Regions from separate parts of the Homo sapiens genome. Here region 2 is linked to region 1. A link is a loop called in an ENCODE intact Hi-C map of the cell type or tissue named here. Cell type or tissue: IMR-90. All regions are shown on one strand. Each heading gives the region's core, and the rest is flanking DNA. Links, peaks and the distances in the headings are about the cores only.

Evidence for each region. Hi-C counts contacts between places; a loop is a spot of excess contacts. Peaks named below come from ENCODE experiments on the same cell type or tissue, not always from the same donor. Only the 100,000 strongest peaks of a DNase experiment are listed, where the experiment ranks them.
Region 2: it touches region 1 in a loop (2.0-fold over the local background); 2 of 110 quality-filtered maps call a loop at or near these places.

Annotation. Positions count from the first base shown.
Region 1 is chr7:92,900,811-92,910,776 of GRCh38, forward strand. The region is part of intron 1 of CDK6-AS1 (CDK6 antisense RNA 1); the gene reads left to right. Among named protein-coding and RNA genes, the nearest start is that of CDK6, 69 kb to the left of the region's middle. In IMR-90, for the core only: no CTCF peak of the experiment used is centred there; a DNase peak (open chromatin) is centred at 3,681; H3K27ac peaks cover 340 bases.
Region 2 is chr7:92,638,100-92,648,065 of GRCh38, forward strand. All of the region lies in intron 5 of CDK6 (cyclin dependent kinase 6), which reads right to left. It overlaps LOC112268009 (a long non-coding RNA gene), which reads right to left. Exons shown (of 2, transcript XR_002956577.2): 1 at 4,162-9,966; 2 at 107-4,028. Among named protein-coding and RNA genes, the nearest start is that of FAM133B, 53 kb to the left of the region's middle. RefSeq lists an enhancer at 3,992-4,041. In IMR-90, for the core only: no CTCF peak of the experiment used is centred there; DNase peaks (open chromatin) are centred at 3,942 and 4,252; H3K27ac peaks cover 291 bases.

The DNA of each region.
Region 1 (9,966 bases), core at 629-8,628:
TATGAGAAATGTGTCTCTTCCTATTTATCTGAAAGTAGATGAAGAGAATTTTGTATTGCTCCAGCCCTTCAGCCAAAATTAAATCAGAATAGGATGAAATTCTTAAACAACATGAGTGTGTATCTATAATACACCTTTCAAAAGGAACAAGTTCTTACCAAATTATGCTGTTGTTTTTACTGGAGTCTTAGCTTTTATGATTTTAAAAACATCTCTAAGGCTCAAATTCTATCGTTCTTGATTTGAAATCAACCTCTTCTTTTCCTATATCGTTGGAAGGGTTACACAGCTATGGCCCAAAAGCCAAATTTGGCCTGTAGATATGTTTTATTTGTCCGTAGACTTTTGAAAGTTAGGTCAAGCATGTGCTCCTAGCTAGACACCACATTCAATCTTCCTATTGTCTTTTATTATGCATTTAAGCATGGCTTTGGAGTTTGTAATTCTTGAAGTAAACATCTGGTTTTTGGCATTTTTATTTATCTCAATGGAACCATTATCTCTTGGCTTACCCAAATTTGAAATATTGGAATCATGGAATCATTATTAATAATTTTTATGAAGTTTTTTTAATATAAAAATCACTTAAATACAAATAGATTCTCATTATCTAAGATTTAGACAATCAAAAGTACAAAATGCTGAAAGTCCCTTTTCACTTCTGTCTACCACTTTTTTCTCATTTACATGTAATCATTGTCATTAAGTTGGGATGTGTTCTTCCAGCTCACTTTGTAGACTTTTACACACACACACACACACACACACACACACACACACGGGCTATTTTTTTGTATAAAAAATAGGCTTGACAAATATAGTCCAACTTATTAACAATGGTTACTTCTAGATGGGGAAGAAATAGTAGAGAGGAGTGAAGGGGCTTTTCAATCTTTAGCCATTACTACCAATTCTGTATAATCATGACTTACAAACATATTTATATGAAGACTAAGTCAGCAAGACACAAAACCCAGCAGCTATAAATGAGAATATTGATAGATTGACTATGTAAAAATATTATACTGTATCAGTCAGGGTTCAACCAGAGAAGCAGAACCAGCAGGGAGAATAATTATAAATACAAATTCAAATTTAAATACACACACACACACACACACACATACACATATATATAGACAGATATAGATGCAGATAGATAGATACATGTATAGAAAGATAGAGATGTGTGTGTACACATACAGATAGACACACACACACACACACACATATGGATTGGCTTGTGTGATTGTTGGGGCTTACTAAGAAAGTCTGAAATCAGTAGAGAAGGTCTTTAGAAAGGGAATATCATAGTGTGAAACTTCATATTCCTTTGGGAGAAGCCTCGGTCCCACTTTTAAGGCTTTTCAACTGATTTAATCGGGTTTACTCAGATTATTTAAGATAATCTCCCTTATTTAAGGTCACTTGAGTAAGGGCTTTAATTATATCTGCAAACTACCTTCACAAGAAAACTAAGACTAGATGTTTAATTGAATAATTAGATATTGTAGCCTAGCCAAGGTAACACCTCAAAAAAGTCATCATATATACAAATTAAAAATTTACATACAGCAAAAGACACTGTGAACAGAGATAAGCAATATGCAAGTAAAATATCTATACAATATAGGTAATAGACAAAGGATTAATATTCAGAAGTTACTGAGTTCCCCCAAATCAGCAAGAAAGACAAGAATTAGTTGATAGAAAAATGGGCAAAGGATATGCATAGGCAATTTACACACAAATTTTCATAGTCTGATGAAAAAATACAAGAGAATGCTCAAATTCACTACTAATTAGGGAACTGAAATGTAAAGCAATAGCTAATTTTTCCTTATTATTTTAGCAAACATTTAAAATTATGGATAGCATCAAAAGCAGGCAAAAATGCAGATTAATGGGAACTCCTGCTAGGAATCTGTCCTTTCTTACTTTCTTTTTTAATCACTAAGCTCATATGTTTGATTGTTATGGTTGAGTCTCCCAACTAAATTCCGTGATTCTTTCCTCCCTATCTGAGTTCAGCTTGCATAGTACTACTAGATACATCTTAATCCTCTCTCTCTTTTTCCCTTACATACACACAGACAATGCCTTAACATTATTTGTAATAGCCTCAGCCTGGAAACCACTAACTGTCTAACAACTATAGCATGGATAAATAACTTGTGATATATTCATGCAACAGATTATTTATAATAAAGAAATTGACTATGAACTACAAGAATCAGCATGGATGACTCCTCAAAAATACTGTTGGGTAAAGAAGCAAAACAACAAAGAAAACATCAAGCATGATTGTATCTGAACAAAGTTCAAAAACGGCAAAACTAAACTATCTTATTTAGCAATGCATACCTAGGTGGTAAAAACAAAGTAAAACAAAGAAATGGTTATTCCAAATATTTGGGTAGCAATTACCTTATGGTTTGGGAATGGTGGATGCGGAGGGAGAAAGTTGTGATTTGGAAGTTAAACTCAGGAGATTTCGAAGTTAAACTCAGGAGATTTCAAAGTTAAACTCAGGAGATTTCTGGGGTGCTTTCGATCTTAGACTTCTTGACCTTGATGGCAATGACATGTTAAACAGAACATACATGTTTTACGTTTTCACTCTATTTGGTTATAGTTGATAATTTTTTAAATTTAAAAATACCACAAGGGAACTTCCTGAGGTGCTGGTAGCTATTTCTTGACATGAATGGTGATTGCATAACGTGTGATTTAAAAAATTAAATTTACTTAAAATTTCCACACTTTTCTCTTTGTTCTATTTGGCTAAAAAATTGTAAAAATAAAGTAGATAAAAAACCTTTATGAATTACTCCCTCCCTACAGAATAAAGATCAGATCCCTAACCTTTCAAAGTCCTCCATATATTGACTACCACAACCTTTCTAATCCTAACTCCCACTACTGCCTTCATAGAAACCAATAATAATAATGATAGCCCAAAACAAAAGTAAAAAACCCCAAAAAACCCCAACCTTCAAAACTGCAAACAAAATTAAAAAGTCCACAAATACACTAATTTTACTAAATTTCCTTTAACAAAAAACTTGACCTTGCCTCTTTTTATTCTTTATTTGAAGGATTTTGAATTGCCTACCACATGTTTTCCTAAGATGAATCAGAGCAGGATGACATGCTTGTTTAGTCTTTGATGATAATGAATATGTATTTACACGATTGTCAGAAAGAACACATTTCTCCCAAGTTGTTACCTAACTGGTATTGTGTGTTTAAGAATTTTCTTTCTGATTTAAACCAGCTAAAGCCAGTTTTTTAAAGGACATATATATATATATATATATATATATATATATATATATATATATATATATATATATATATATATATGATGTTAGATATTGGTTTGTGCCCAAGAAAACACAGGGAAAACTAAATAACCCAAATCAAGCCCTGAGTATTCATGTGCAGACTATCAGCTTCACACTTAGTCATAGTCAACTTCACACCTAAATGCCATTGAAAAGAAGCAGGGCCAAATGTTCCTGGAAAATGGGACTCTTAGGTTCACAGACGTTTGCTGAAAATACCTGAGCCCCATGCTTTGGGGAGATTTCACTAAGAAGATTGATATGCAGCTTCCAGGGGAAAGAATGAAGGAGGGGCAGGATGTGGTCTTGGTGAATCAGAAGCGGCCCTCCTTCCCCACCCCTCTTCTGAGTCAGCATGCAGCCACATGGCCCCACATGGTGCAGTTCTGGTTCTCGGATGAGCTGTCATATGGGGTCCTCCCTGTCTGCCTTTATTAAAGCACTTGGTGATTTCCAGCAGCCCTATTTGTCATATAAATAGTTTTGTTCTGTCTATAAATTAGTCAAGCAATTCATTTTTGAATCTTTCTGATAGTGACACAGTGACATGAAGTGTTGTTGGGTTTGCTTGTTGTTGGATTTGCTTGCCTCATTTGGTCCTTTAAATGGTAAAGTAACATCACCCGTTTGTAGACAGCCTCGCAAAAATTTGAGCCTTTGGTTTTGGAACCAAGTCAGCTGGGTTCAAATTCCCACTTGCCACCTTCCAAACCTGGGATTTTTTAAGTGCATATATTCCTTTTTGCCTTAGGGCATGAAACATGTGCTCAGCACTTGGTTGCTGCAGTGGGAACTGAGAGTCATTCTTGCTGGTCGTGCTGGTGGCAGAAGTTATGGCAAGCTCCCACAGAGCAGTGGCAGACTTGCCAGTGCCCGTGTCTGGGCTCCAGGTCTGGCAGTGTGGCAGAGTGGGCCACACTCACCAGTGCTGGGCAATAAGACAGTGTTTTCACATTGGACCAGCTCCATTACTTGATCTGGGGTATTGTTCATGGCTACAGAGTCCTCACATTGGCAGTCCTGGCAACTCTGGGAGTTCTGCAATGCCCTTTTAAGCACATTCCCTTTTGCTTAAACGAAAGTTGGTCTCTTTTAATTGTAATGAAAGATATTGACTGATATAGTGACCTTGTGAAAATTTACTTTCTCATCTATAGAGTAGCTTAATAATAGCCATCTCTAAGGGTTATTGGGAGATTTCAATATATTAATGCATGATTTGCATTAATCCACACTAACTATTTAGTCCACACTATTATCCACCCTAACTATATTCATCCACAATAACTATTTAGTCAGTGTGGTGTCTGGCACTAAAATATTAGTTATTAATTATTAATAATGTGCTGGGCACAGGAAGAGCATTGGACTGTCTGTAATGAGAGTGCGTCTTTTTATCAGGAGGGCCTCACTGTTTTAGGGTTAGGAATGATAGGATTAAAAGTAATTTGGGAATTTTTATGACTCATGACTTTATGGTTGGTTGATTTAGGCAACGATATAGCTTTTGTTTCACTTATTAAATTTAAATTTAATTTATGGACTTGTAAGGGCATAAATTTAATTTTACAGCTTGATTTTGACACAAAGCAAGATACTGAACATTAACACCACCACAGAGGCCTACTATGTGCTCCTGTCCCTGTTGTTACTTCCTCCAAAGGTAACCACGGCACAGATTCCTATTACTATAAATTAATGTTGCCTGTTTTTGAATTTTATTTGAATGAGATTACATAGTATATACTCTTTTGTTGCTAAATGTTATACCTTTGAGGTTCATTAATGTTTTTATAGATAGATATAGTTTTCTTCATTGCTAAATTGTATTCCATTATACATATATACTACAATTTATCTATTCTATTGTTAATGGGTAATATAGTTTGGCTCTGTGTCCCTACCAAAATCTCATGTCAAATTGTATCCCCAGTGTTGGAGGAGGGGCCTTGTGGAAGGTGATTGAATCACGGGGACGGACTTTCCTGTTGCTGCTCTTGTGATGGATTTCTCACAAGATCTGGTTGTTTGAAAGTGTGTAGCACCTGCCACTTCACTCCCTCTCTCTCCTCCTGGCCATGTGAAGACTGTGCCTGCTTCCTCTTTGTCTTCCACCATGATTGTAAGTTTCCTGAGGTCTCCCCAGGAGCAGAAGCCTATACATCCTGCAGAACTGCAAGCTAATTAAATCTGTTTTCTTTATAAATTACCCAGTCCCAGGTATGTCTTTGTAGCAGTGTGAGAATGGACTAATACAATGGGCATTTGGGTTGCTTCTAGTTTGGTGCTATGGAGAATAATGTGCTAGGAATATTCTCATTCTCATAACTATCATTTTGTGCACATATGTATGCATTTCATTTAATTTTATACCTGCAGATTGAATTTCTGAATCATACGGTGCACATATGCTCAGCTTTACTGGTAACAAAATTTCCAAAGTAGTTTTTACCAATTTACACCCTCAAAGCATCCTATGAGTTTCTGTTGCTCTATATCCTCATCAATACTTGGTATTGTCAATCTTTTTAATTTTAGCCATTCTACGGTGTGTGTAGAGATAGCCTATGTTGTTTTCAATTTGCATTTTCTGGATAACTAGTAATGTTGAGTACCTATTCATGTTCATCGGTCATTTGGATATCTCTTGTAAAAAGCTGTTCAAGTTTTTTTCCCATTTAGAAAAAAATTGAGCCTGTGTTTTTTATAAATTTATAAGAGATACTTACATAGTCTAGATATGAATTGTTTGTGTGATTTAAATATGTCAGATATCTTCTTCCACTTTGCATCTTGCCTTTTCACTCTCTTAATGGTGTCTTTTGATGAGTAGAAGCTTTAAATTTTAATAAGTCCAAATGATCAACAATTTTATTATGTTAGTGCATTTTATTTTAATTAATAGACTTTATTTTTAATGCAATTTTAGTTTTACAGAAAAATTGAGCCAAAGAACAGAGATTCCCATACACTCCCTGCTCTTCCAGTTTCCCTATTAATTTATGTCTTGCATTGATATGATACATTTGTTACAGTTGATGAACTGATATTGATACATTGTTATTAACATAAAGTCCATCTCATATGTTTATAAATATCCTATTGCTTCTGTTTGTCTGGAAAGCCCTGATTAATACACCTTGGCAACCACTAATCTTTTTACTGTCTCTATAGTTTTGTCTTTTCCAAAATGACATTTGTTGGAGATATACATATGTAGCCTTTCAAACTGGCGTCTTTCACTTGGCAATATGCATTGAAGGTTCCTCTATATCTGTTTGTGGGTCATTTTTTTCTTATTGCTTAATAGTATTAATATTACATTGTAGGGATGTACCACAGTTTGCTAATTTCATTTATCTATTGAAAGACATCTTGGTTGCATTCAATTTTAGGCAATTATTAATAAAGTTCCTGCAAACATTCATGTCAAATTTTTGTGTGGACATAAGTTTTTAAGTCATTTGGGCAAATACATAGGAGTATGATTGCTGGATCATAAGGCGAGACAAGGTTTAGCATTGTCATAAAATTCCATTTGTCTTCCAAAGTGGCTGTACTATTTTACAATCCTACCAGCAACGAATAAGAGTTCTGGATGGATGTGTGTGCGTGTGTGTGTGTGTGTGTGTGTGTGTGTGTGTGTATTCTATATATGTATATATGTATATGTGTGTCTGTGTGTGTATATACGTGTGTGTATGTAAAACTTGACCCCTACTTCACATCAGATATAAAAATCAATTTCAGAAGGATTGAAAGATAAATCAATACAAGTTCTAGAATATAACATAAGAGAAGATTCTGTTTTTAATTTCCTTTAAAGCATTAACTTAAGAGAGTAAAAAAAAACAAGTCACAGACTGAGGGGAAATATTTGTAAAACACGTACCAGATAAAGGTCTTGAATCCAAAATATACAAAGACATCTTAAAACTCAACAGTAAGAAAACAAACAACCCAATTATAAAGTGGGCAAAAGACCTGAACGAACACCTCACCAAAGAAGATATACAGACAGCAAATGGCATATCAACATATGTCCAACATCATATGCCGTTAGAGAATTTCAAATTACAACAAGATAATACCACACATCTATTAGAATCATTAAAATCCAAAACACTGAAATACCAAATGCTGATGAGAATGTGGAACAATCAATCCAGCATAATTTATTTAAAAGACCATCCTTTTTCCACTCCATCATAGTAACAGTGTTGTTGAAAATCAGGTAACTGTATACAAGGACTATTTCTGGACTCAATTCTATCCTCTTGGTCTGTTTATTTTTCCTGGTGCCAATATCACTCTTTTGGTTACTGTAGCTTTAAAATAAACTTTGATAGCTGTAAGCTAATCTTCTTCACAATTCTCTTGGCTATTTTTGATCCTTTGCATTTCCATATAAAGCTTAGAAACAGTTTGCCAATTTCCACACACACAGACAGATACACAGAAAACATCCTGAGAACTTGATTGTAAATGTTTTGAATCTATAGATCAGTGTTATCAAACCTTTTGGTCTTGCGACCCCTTTACAATCTTAAAAAGTATTGAGAACTCTAAAGAGCTTTTCTTTATGTGGGTTATATCTATTAATTGTTACCACAATGAAATGGAAAACTGAGAAAATTTAAACATACTTACTAAATAATTTAAAAATAACAATAAACCCATTACATGTTAAAATACATAAATAAGTGAAAACAGCTATATTTTCTAAAACAAAAAATATTAAGTGAGAAAAAGAACCTTGCTTTATGTTTTTACAATTTTTTTTTTGGATGGAGTTTTTCTCTTGTTGCCCAGGCTGGAGTGCAGTGGCGCAATCTCGGCTCACTGCAACCTCCACCTCCCAGGTTCAAGCAATTCTCCTGACTCAGCCTCCCAAGTAGCTGGGATTACAGGCATGTGCCACCATGCCTGGCTTGTTTTTACAATTTTTTTAAAATGCCCAGTTTAATGGAAACCAGTGGGATTCTCTTATTGCTTCTGTCTTTAATCCATTGTGATATGTTGTTTTGATTGCAGTACATAAAGAAAATCTGGGCTCAGGTATATGTAATTAAAAAGGGAAATGTTTTAGTAGTCTTTTTCAGAAAATGGTGAATATTCTTCTTTGATACTACAATGAAACACAAAAAGTGGTAGTTTCTTAAATTTTAATTGTAGTGTTTGGTACTTTAAAAATGGGTTTTAATTCCCTGGTGAATTTTTAAAATCTTCTTATTTATGTTTTTTCAAAATATCAGTTACAGTTATTTTAGAGTCAGTGTCTTATAACTCCAATGTCTGTATCACCTATGGTTCTGTTTTTCATTGTCTATTTTTTCTCTTTATTTTTGTTTGTTTGGCCCCGTTTCCTAGTATACTTAGTAAGTTTTTACTGATTACAAGAAATTTATTGAAAAAATTAGTCTCTGAATGATGTAAGCTTTTCCAGAAAAGATTTAGTTTTTTTCTCCTGGAGGGCAGATAGAGTACATGCAGAACACTTTAATCTGGTTAAGCCTTTTCTATTTCTGCATTATTCTTACTCCTAGGGTATATCCCTTTCAGGGCCGTAATTGAAAGCCTGAAGTGTTTACTAGTGCCTCTTTTACTTGGTGGTTCCTGAATTCCAATTTTTGTTTCCTTGGTACCATGAGATTGCCTAAATATCTGCTTAGCTTTTTAGCTTCTTAGCAGCTGCTTTCTGTCTAGTTGCTGCCATCTTGCCCCATATGTGCTCATCTTAGAAATCAGGAAATGCTTCATAGGAAAATTTGCATGCAGAATGTTGGGCTTACTTCTCTCTGTAACTCCCTTTTCTTCTGGATCTGGATCCTTATAGTCTGGGCTTTCATTTCTCTTGTATGTGCAGCAAATACATTAAAAGTAAGAATAAAGTTTATTACAGAAATCAAATATGTCTTAATATTAGGAAATGTATTAATATGGTTCATCAAAATGTTTTAAAAATCAACAATCCTTTTTAATTGTAAATGTTTTTCTTAGTAAACTATAGCTTGATGACTGCTTTATCAACAGGACTTAAAAAAATCTAGTTATCTATCCAAGGGATTGGCAAATATGGCATATGGGTAAGTCGCATGTTTTTGTAAATAAAGTTTTATTGGAACACTGACATGACAATTTATTTATGACATCTGTGGCTACATCTATGCTACAATGGCAGAGCTGAGTAGTTGTAACAGAGGTTGGGTCATGGCCTAAATCCTAAAATATTTACTCTTTGACCCTTTAAGCAGATGTTTGCCAATCCTTTATCTATCTTATCTTAGGCAGTTTCCTCATCTGTAAACTGGGGATAACATAACCTTACTTCACTGGGTAATAAAATTTATATCATTATATATATTTGTGTATACAGTTGACCCTTGAGCAACACAAGCTTGAACTGCACAGGTTTCACTTACTATGCAGATTTTTCTCCATATATATTTTGGAAAATGCTTTGGAGATTTGCAACAATTTGAAAAAACAGATGAACTGTGTGAATTAAGAAAAAGTTAGATATGTTATGAATGCACATAATATGTGTAGACAATAATCTGTTTTACCATTTACTATCATAAAATATGCACGACTCTATCATAAAAAGTTAAATATTATC
Region 2 (9,966 bases), core at 872-8,871, 260 kb before region 1:
TGGATTACTGTGGTTTTGCATGCTAAAAAATTTAAAAGACATTTTCATTTTCTTTATATGGAAATTTATAAATTTTCCAAAAGATATAGAAAATAAACTTTTAGTATATCTTTGGCATTATTTTTATTAACATCAGTATATTTTGAAAATAAATGATGTATTTCAAAAGATGAACCTGGAAGTAGGAAGGCCTTGATACCAGGGAGGAGGCTGCAGGCTGAGCATGGAGCAGAGTGACTCTGCCAAGCCAATCCCATGTCCCACAATTGAACAACGTTTCACTGTCTCATGTCTTACTGACCCACTCATTTGAGGCTGAACTTTTTTGGTACCTTTACCCACTCATTTGGGAGTTCTGCCAATGCCCAGATAGAAGGATGCTTCAGAGCAAATCGGGGTCTGCCTCACTGAGTCTTGCTTTGTGCCTGCTCTGACAGGTAGCAGGACAACACACCCTGTGTTGACCCTCCAGACTGGGCAGGAACCTCAGTCCAGGTCTGCCATTGACCGGCTGTGACCCTCGTGGGCAACACTAACTGACTCAGAGTCTCTTTAGTCTATTCCAGAGTGGGTTCCTTGAATGCCTTGAAGGAACATCACTTACCTACTAAATTATAATAAAAATGTCCTCAAATTAAATATGTCTTCTTCACTAGTGCTTGAAGATGTCTTTTGACCCCCCCAGAGTTAAACATTGGATGCCAATGATATGCTGAAAATTACTAACTTTTGCTTTTCCAGGAGAACCACCATATCTCATCAGATCTAAGATGTCACCAGTTGACTGCAATTCACATTTTGATTTTTAGAAATAAATGTGAAAAAAATGTAGATCTTAGAAACACTGCAATGTGGTAGAATAGTTGGCAAAATAGCAATTTTCTTGTTGGGGGGTGATGAAATGCTTCAGCTACACTGTGTTCAGATTCTCCTGATGTTATCCTGGGACTTATATCATCTGCTTCTTTATGGATCCACTTAATATTTCATTCAATGAATACAGATTTACTGAAAATATTTTCTCAAAATATTAAAAAAAATCTTGGCGCTTTGGTGAACACACGTAGAAAACCTGCCTCCTTAAAGTTCTTGAAATAAAGAAAGTACATATGAGATAGATTCTTTGCTAAGCACTTCTGAGTTACAATGAGTTATTTCTTGATAACCAATGAACAATAGCGACATTATTAAACGTTTGTTCTGCAAAAGGCAGTAAAAAGGACTATGGGGTAAACTCTTTTGACGTAACTTGGTGACCAGATCCTTAGGTTCTTTTGCATATTAGTGGTCTGAGGAGCATGTTAGGAGACTGACAAAAATAGTCTCAATTAAACGCTATTCTCTTCCTTCAAGAAAAGCTTTCTTGCTCAGCAGTATTACTGGACAGCATGGCTTTGGTGCTTAAAGCCTTCCTGTTCTCACTGGAAAATTGGAGTCAGTGTCTTAGGCACCACCATGCTGCGGCACCCTCACGCCTAATGATCACATCAGACTGTACAGGCTTCAACCACTTTAAACAATTTCCTTTGTCTCCCCTTCCTTTTCTGTAAATTTTTTTGTTGTTTCGTTGTTATGGGTAGTGACAGTTTCTGGTTTCTTTCATTTGCCAACGGTTTCCTTTACCACAGCCTCTATTCCTCCTGCTGGAAGCCTGGCACCATTGGAAGCTGGAATAAAAACCACAACTGAATAGCCTGGCACTTACTTTAACAGTCATTTCCAACCACAGATTAATACTGTTACTGGATTTGACTAACGGCTCTCAATCAGCCCAACTGTCATCACTTGAGAACATGCTAGCCAGTGAAAGCCAAAAAGGAAAATATAAGCAAATTCAAATTATGGTATAATTTTTCTGATTGCTCATCTTTTGAATCCAAGGGTATCTATCTCTCTAAATATCTTCTTCTGGGTTCTCCTTAATAATATGTTTAATGTATATATAGATCAGGAGATAATACACCACCTGGCTGCAACTAGTGGGGAGGCTGAAGTCAGGAGGGAAGGGTTGCCACAGGCACTGGCTAGCACAAGAGAGCACGCCGCTCAGCTGCCCATGGAACGTATATGTATCCTGCACCTTGCTCTGCCCACCTTTGGCAACGGCACTGGAAACAGCTGGTGTTAAGTGTGCTAAGTAGCCAGCATCAAAGTGCAAATGGAAGGGGGCCCTCATGGAGGTTCTGTGTTGATAACAGTGATGTTCAATGCTAGCCTATCATAAACAGGAACCAGGTTTTTCTCTTTATCATTTACTTTGACATAGTAGACTTCAGGTCCAGTGCAGCTGATAGGATTTTTCAATAGATACAAAAGAAGGATGGTATAGCACATTATACGGTATATGACTGGCTTAATGAAAATAAGAGTCTATCCCAACTTGGAGCTTCCCGTATCAACAAAAACTCCATTTTCTATGACTGAAGGCTTTGACAACTCTTACTAATCCCAGCTTTTGGTCCTGACAGAATCTAACCTACAGATACAGGGAAAAGAATTTGGATGACTATTACTTTCTGACTGACGACTTCTGGGTCTACTCTGGGTATTTCACACACATTTAATCCCAATCTTCCTCCTTAAAAATGTATTGAATGACATTCATTTAATACACCCCTGGAGGGAAAATAAAGTAGAAAAATCTTTCTGGAGGGCAATTTGGCTCCACGTATCAAAGGGCTCAGGGTTTTGAATATGCTTTGTATCACTATTCCACTTCCGGGAGTTAGTCCTAAAGGAATAATCATGAGAATGAAAAAAACTTTACTTACACCAATGTGCATCACAGCTTTCCTTAAAGTCTTGCAAATTTCATTCACTCAACCAATATTTACTACATGCCTACTATGTACCAGGGAATATTTAAATACAAATAAATAAGATCCAGATATATTTTTATATAAGAAAAGCAGATTACAAAAAAGCATGATCTAATTTTACAAGAAAATTAAAATGTTATAATGCATAGGAAAAACAGTTGAAAGATAACTATTAAACCATTAGTAATGGTCATCTCTTGGTCACTGGTTTATGGTTTATTTTTCTTTCCTCTTTCTTTTCCTATTTTTATTTTTAAAGTAAGTATCTTGTAAAGAGCCATTTTGACACTACGTAAATCTCTTGATGAAATTTCCACTCAGTAGTTTTAGCATCATCCATTGATGATTTTCTAACTCCATCATTCACTCTGTTATTATTGATTGTCAGTCTACTGTAAGACAAAGCTCTCTTTTCTCCCACTTTATTTATATCAGCATGGACTCATGGATTTTAATTTTATTCAGGAGGTTATAATCCTTTACTATAATTATGTATTTTGATGCCCAAATTGTTTTATATTTGTCCAGTGGCTCCTTCAAGCTAAATTCTGTGCCTTTCTGGTATGTTCCCATATTTTTTGAGCATTTTCTTACTTTCTGGTATAACAAGATACTATAGACTTATACTCTTTACTCGTATTTTAAAAGCTCTACAACAACCATGTATATTTTTGTTAAATGAAAGAACATAATACATACTATTTAAAAAATAATCTTACATAAGATGCATACATTATACAGATTTTTATAAGATTTTTAAAAAACAGTCCAGATTGCTGATCCTACATGGTTCAGGAATATTAGAACAAATGGGCCTTCTGAGCTCCACCTGAGATGGGAGAGGATAGCACCTGTCTTACAAACCAATATGAAAGGAAATTATGTCTAGTGAGATCATTAAATGCATAAGTCATTGCTCTTTACTTGACTAAAACCAGTGAGCCGGCCACACAGCCTTAGATAAGAAAGGTAACAGTTAAAGTACATTCTGTTCGATTAATTAATGTCTCACAGCCAAATGTCTCTGTCTTGCCCCTTAGAAAACTGCATAGAAGAATGGTGAGACACCATCATTTTCATCTGAGTGACTGAGTTTCTTCCTGCTGACTGTTTGGAGTTCCCCTGTGAGCTGGCGTAAGGTACTTCTTCCTGTGGCTCAGAGTAAGACTCTGAGAGCCTTGGGGACTGCCCTCTGGATTCTGTGAGGAACTATGGAAAACAAGGGAAGACCAAGTAGGAGCCCCCAACTCCTCCTTGTGGAGGAGTCAGCTGACCCCACGCCTTGACCCCAGAGCCCTGCATAGTTTCTTTAATCTTATTAGATGGGTTTCCTTAAACTCACTTTCATGCTCAGCCTTTTGCCAGACTCTAGGACCAGCTCTGGCCTTTGTGGTGACTGTGGTGGGATATAGGGGGAGAGATATAAGGAGCACTACAATGATTAGTCATCACTTCACTATTGAGTCATTTGGCCATGCCGCCCAGCCCACTGTGACCTCAGTTCATGCTGTGTACCCCACGCTTGAGGTTCTGTCTAGAATCCCAGTACTCCAGGTCCTTGGACTTTTTTGATTCTGAATTCTTCTAATGTCTTCTGTTACCTCTGAGAAGAAGCCATCCTTTATCCTGTTCTAGAAAAGTGATACACCAAGGTAATTTAACATTATGAACAGGAAGTTCAGTGGCTAAGTTTCACTGAACATGTACAATGCAAAAAGACAAAAGTGAAGTGCTTTATACATACTGTTTAACCTCAGATCAATGCTATGTGGGGGATATATATTAATATCCTCATTTTACAATTGAGGAAACTGAGGTTGAGGGATGGTTAATGATAACTCATCATCATTGAGCTAAGAAGTGATAGAGACAACTAGATGCTCCAAAGCTGGCTCTCATGACCACTTCACTACATCGCATCGTTTGGCTATGACTACGGAACTGCTAGTGGACTTGAGACTCAGGCTGAAAAAAGAATTTTTTTTTTTTTTTTTGAGACAGGGTCTACCTCTGTCACCAAAGCTGGAATACAGTTGTGTGATCACAGCTCAATGCAGCCTTGACCTCCTGAGCTCAGGTGATCCTCCCACTTCAGCCTCCAAGGTAGCTGGGACTATAGGCATGTACCACCACACCTGACTAATTTTTTGTAGAGACAGGGTTTGGCCATGTTGCCCAGGATGGTCTCGAACTCCTGGACTCAAGTGATCTGCTTGCCTTGGCCTCCCAAAGTGTTGGGATTACAGGCTTGAGCCACCACGCCCGGCCAAATCCCGGGTTTTAAAAAATACAAATGAACTAATGGGAATAACACTGGTAAGCCTGATGTTGAGACCAAGTAGTATTCTTCAGTTGGTTCTAAGAAAAGAAAGAGGTGATCCAGAGGAGTCTGTAAGTCCATGAAGAACTTGGAACAGGTTTGCCATTATAGCACGCTTCAGCAGCTCATTCACTCATTCAGCACATTTGGAGTCTGTGATGTGCTTATCACTATGCTGAGTGTAGGGAACACAGAAATAAGACTGACGTGGTCCCTGCCCTTGTGAGGCTTACAGTTTAGGGAGAAAGAAAATCATTAAATAAGTGGTAAGTGTTATGAAGAAAATAAGATATGCTGGTGGAGAATAATAGAAAAAGCCTCTTTAAGGAGGTGACATTTAACCTAAAGGATGAAACAGAGGAGGCAGGCCTGCTGAGGTCTATTCACTTTCTTTTCATCTTTGGTTGTAGCTAGAATTTTTGAGTACTCTTCAAGGGAGCTTTATGACTTGGGTTCTGTTAAACAAGTCAACCACGATTTTTAATCCATGTGCTTTATCACGAATGGTTTCCTTCACCCTGTTCAAAACATCACAAATATGATATAAATGGGACACTTACTATTCAGTCTAAAACTGTTCTCATTTATTTACTTATTAAATACAGAAAAATCCCTTTAGAATCAGGGATAAGAGGAAAGGTCTTTGTGTTTCGCAAAGTTCATCCAAGTGTACTATTTGTTTCTTCCCCATGGAATTGTCATATCAGCTTTAGGAAAGATGATGAAAGAAAAGAAATGGGCCCAGAGGGACCTAAGGAAACCAGGCCAAACTTGCTGTTCACGTGGACCCTTACAGGGAGAATGGAAGGCAAAAGCAGAGAACTGGGTCCAATTTTCTTTCTCAGTGCTATCTGTGCAGTGGTCAGATGTGGCACTCACAACCAAAAGGCTTTTGAAACAGCACTGGTGAGTCCTGACCTACCTTCTTCAAATTTCTGAAAATGATACATTTTATTATCTCATGAGTAGAGATACTGGAGATTACTCTTAAGGCAGGAAGGGGAGACCTAGGGTCCCTTTCTTTGCTATAATTAACTGCATTTTCTCTGGGAGAACAGAAGCTCCCCATGGATATATGGGGTTGGGACAAGTGGCTATTTACAGCTAAGAAGGGAATATTTTTGAGGTTTAGAGAATTCAAATCACGATTACTATCTCATGTTCAAAGACTGAAATAAAAATGGCTGTGTACTCTCTTCATGGAGCAATTTGATGTTCTGAGGCCCTCTACTCCCTGGCTTCTGGAAATCTATTTTTCCCTCCATCACAATATTTCCTTTAACTACTGAATAATTAACCCTAGTGACTAACCTAGTCTCATAGGAAGAAGGCTTGTGAAATCTGCTCCTGATGCATGTAATAAGTGTAGAAGGACACATTAAGTAATGTGTACAGTCTGGGAAGGCCAAAATTCCTTTCCCAAGGCCTGGTCCACCCTGAAAAAGAGGAAGGAAAGCTCATACTTTAATTATTGGAGCAGGTATTCCACTGGTTCACACATTACCAGGACCTTAGAGGTTTCTTCTATCATACAGAAGGAACCTGGATCAGCACACTCGCCTACTCTTCTTTGTCTGCCAGTGGAACTCCACAACAACTGACCGAAGCTGTCACCACCCCAGGCTGCCAATGTGGGCCTCCAGATTGTGAGGCCACAGGGTCAGATATGGGGCCTGGCGCTGCACTGACAGTGCTGCATGTCCAAAGAGGCAAGCAGCCAGGCAGAGCCCTCTCTGTTACAGCTTGGCCACCTGTCTGAGAGGGAAGACAAATCCCATTTCATCGGGTTTGGCATGGAAAGCAAATTGTTCACCCCCACACGCAAAAGCTCTTGAGTGGCAGAAGGAAAAGTACACACCCCAGGTGCGAATATAAAAGCGGGTCTCTTTGGGATGAACCTTCTGGTTAATTTGGTTTGGAGTCTATGGTGTTTTCACTCAGCTCTCATCAGTTTTTAAGCCGTATTACAGCTCCCAGGCTTTTAGGATAATTCTCTTAATGAAGTAATGAAATGCCAAAGAAATGGCATCACAGGGCTTTGCCCTTTCCTGCTTTTTAAAGGCCATCAAAACCATCATTCCCTAACATACCCACACAGGAAAAAAGATGAGGCTTATCTTGTTTTTAAGCTATTGTGTTGCCAGCATTTCCATCGTACAAGAAAGATAAGTAAATGCTTGCAAAATAAAGTCTGACCCAAGCTTCACCTGATATGCAGTTTCTATCTTGCTGAGTGCACATGATAATAAGATTTCCAAGCAGCATTAGAAACCATGGTTCAATCCAGAAGTGTGCTCCTGCAACCCGGGGAGGGGGCTCCTGATGACTTCACAGTGAAGCCACCGTCACAAACAGGATTTCCTAAAGAGGTCTTAGGGTGAGGAAGAAGCTTCATTCTAACTTTGGCTCTGCCATCTGGGCAGCACTGCTGCTCCTCCCCTCCTGTAAACAGGCAGTTAAGAGGGGGCAGGGGCACTCCTTCCTATTGTTCCTCATGGCTCTCACTTCCCTTTCATCTTTGGCAATAGCTGGAATTTATGAGTATGTTGGATGACCTTCCAAGTCTTTCCTTCGGAGTTTATTTACTTCGTGGATACTCCTTAGTAAGGCTCCATCTTTTGGCGGCTCACACCCCGGCTGTATTTGTCCAAAGGTGTGGCTTTATCTCTGTATGGTATTGAATTGAATGGAAAAGGAGTCATAAAGACTGTGTGATTCATATAATCCAACGGTGATTGTGCATACACGACACTATTTCCCAACTTATACCTTCCAGTACAGCCAGGTCTTGCTTTTCTGAGAATGAATGCACTGCTATTTTTGTGGCTTGCCTAATGAAGTTCTTGTTAAATATCCAATCAAACATCTTCAAAATCCAGCTCAGGACTAACTTCAGGAAGCCCCTATTATTCTAGTTCAGGGTAATATCTGACTTTTCTAAGCTCTTAACAGTTTTAAAAATCTGTACCATGTGGCTCAGCACTTACATATGCCTGGTCTGATACTGTTTGCTAATTATTACATGCTAACACATCATGCACATTTTTATTTGCTCATGTAAGTTATAACCTCCTTCAGGCTCAGTCTTCAGGTTTTTGCTATCTTCCACAGTGCCCAGAATGATTGTAAGCACCTGGTAGGTTTTCTTTTTTCTTTTTCTTTTTCTTTTTTTTTTTTGAGATGGAGTCTTGCTGTGTCACCCAGGCCAGAGTGCAGTGGCGCGATCTCGGCTCACTGCAACCTCTCCCTCCCAGGTTCAAGCGATTCTCCTGCCTCAGCCTCCCGAGTAGCTGGGATTACAGGTGCCTGCCATCACATCTGGCAAATTTTTGTGTTTTTAGTAGAGATAGCGTTTCACCATGTTGGCCAGGCTGGTCTTAAACTCCCAATTTCAGGTAATCTGCCCACCTTGGCCTCCCAAAGTGCTAGGATTACAGGCATGAGCCACTGCGCCTGGCCAGCACCTGGTAGGTTTTCAAAGAATATTTGCTCATTCATTAATTGAGAGAAGAATCCCATGGGATTCTTCTGTAAGTTTCATTTCCTTATTATGCAACTGAGTTAAATATATTAAGTGTAAACATTAGAACTACCAAAGGAATAATGCTAGGACCAGTATTGACTTAATATGTTTATACTGTTTTGATTAGTAAAATGACATAAAACCTCTGAATTTAAAATTAAGTGCTTTCTGGGAATATAAAATAAAAAAATGACTAAACTCTACTGAAGAAAAATCTTGAGACTAAGTGACTGAAGAGAAACATGGGAAAACTGTTTTGAAAAAGGCAAGGAGCAAACGATGCATTTGGCCCATTTTATGCCAGAGCTACTCACAGAGTGATGGGCTCTGACCTACAGGCTGCAGTATGTTCATTCATTTATTCATTATTCATTTACTTAGTAGCCACTTTATGCCATGCTCTGTTAGGTACTAGTTATACAGTGGTGAGTAAAATAGAGAGGGTCTGGTTTATAGTTTCATGAGTGATAGGGCAAACAGGTTTTAAGCCAGAAAACACTAAAATAAATATAAGTGCAAACTGTGCTAAGTGCTATGAAGGAAAAAAGTCAAGGTGTTGTGAGAGTGAATACCCGAAGGTACTGATTTTACTCTGGGTCAGGAAAGGTTTCTTTAAGGAAATAACATTTAAGATGAGATTGGAAGAATGACGTGGAGCAGCCAGGAGGTGAGTTGAGGAGGTGAGTGGGCAATGCTCCAGGCAGATGACTCCAGGAATCTCTGCAGGCAGTTTCTTGAAGGGACCGATATAACTGCTGCTTCTGCACAGCAAAGCCAATAAACTTATGGATCCAAATAAGAATACAGGAAATTCATATACTCATTCAACGAATCTTTATTGAATGCTGACTATGTGCTGGATATAGTTCTCTGCCTCTGGGATATCCAAGTAAACAAAGCAAAGATCCTTGCCCTGTGGAGTTTAAGTTCTATAGTAAGAAATAAATGCACCAATATATTTTCATCTAAATATTGCAGGTTTGGCTACAGACCTTGATGTGTGTATAATGAAACTTGAAAGGTCTCAGAGGAAGGAACAGTGGTGTAGTGGACGCAGGGGACAGCTGTTCCCTGTTGGGAGACAATTCTGCATGGGCCCTTTGTATTTCTGCACATCTTGCAAGTAGAGACACTAACTGCATTTGTGCTGGATTAGATTTTCAAGTAAACTGCTTTGGAAGATGATAGTGTCTCCCTCTATAGCATGAGCAGGTTTGTTTGCTCTTAAACATGATAATAGCTTCTGCTGGGGCAAAGGTAAGGCCGACTTAACTGACCATTATAAAAGATTCATGTTGGGGATT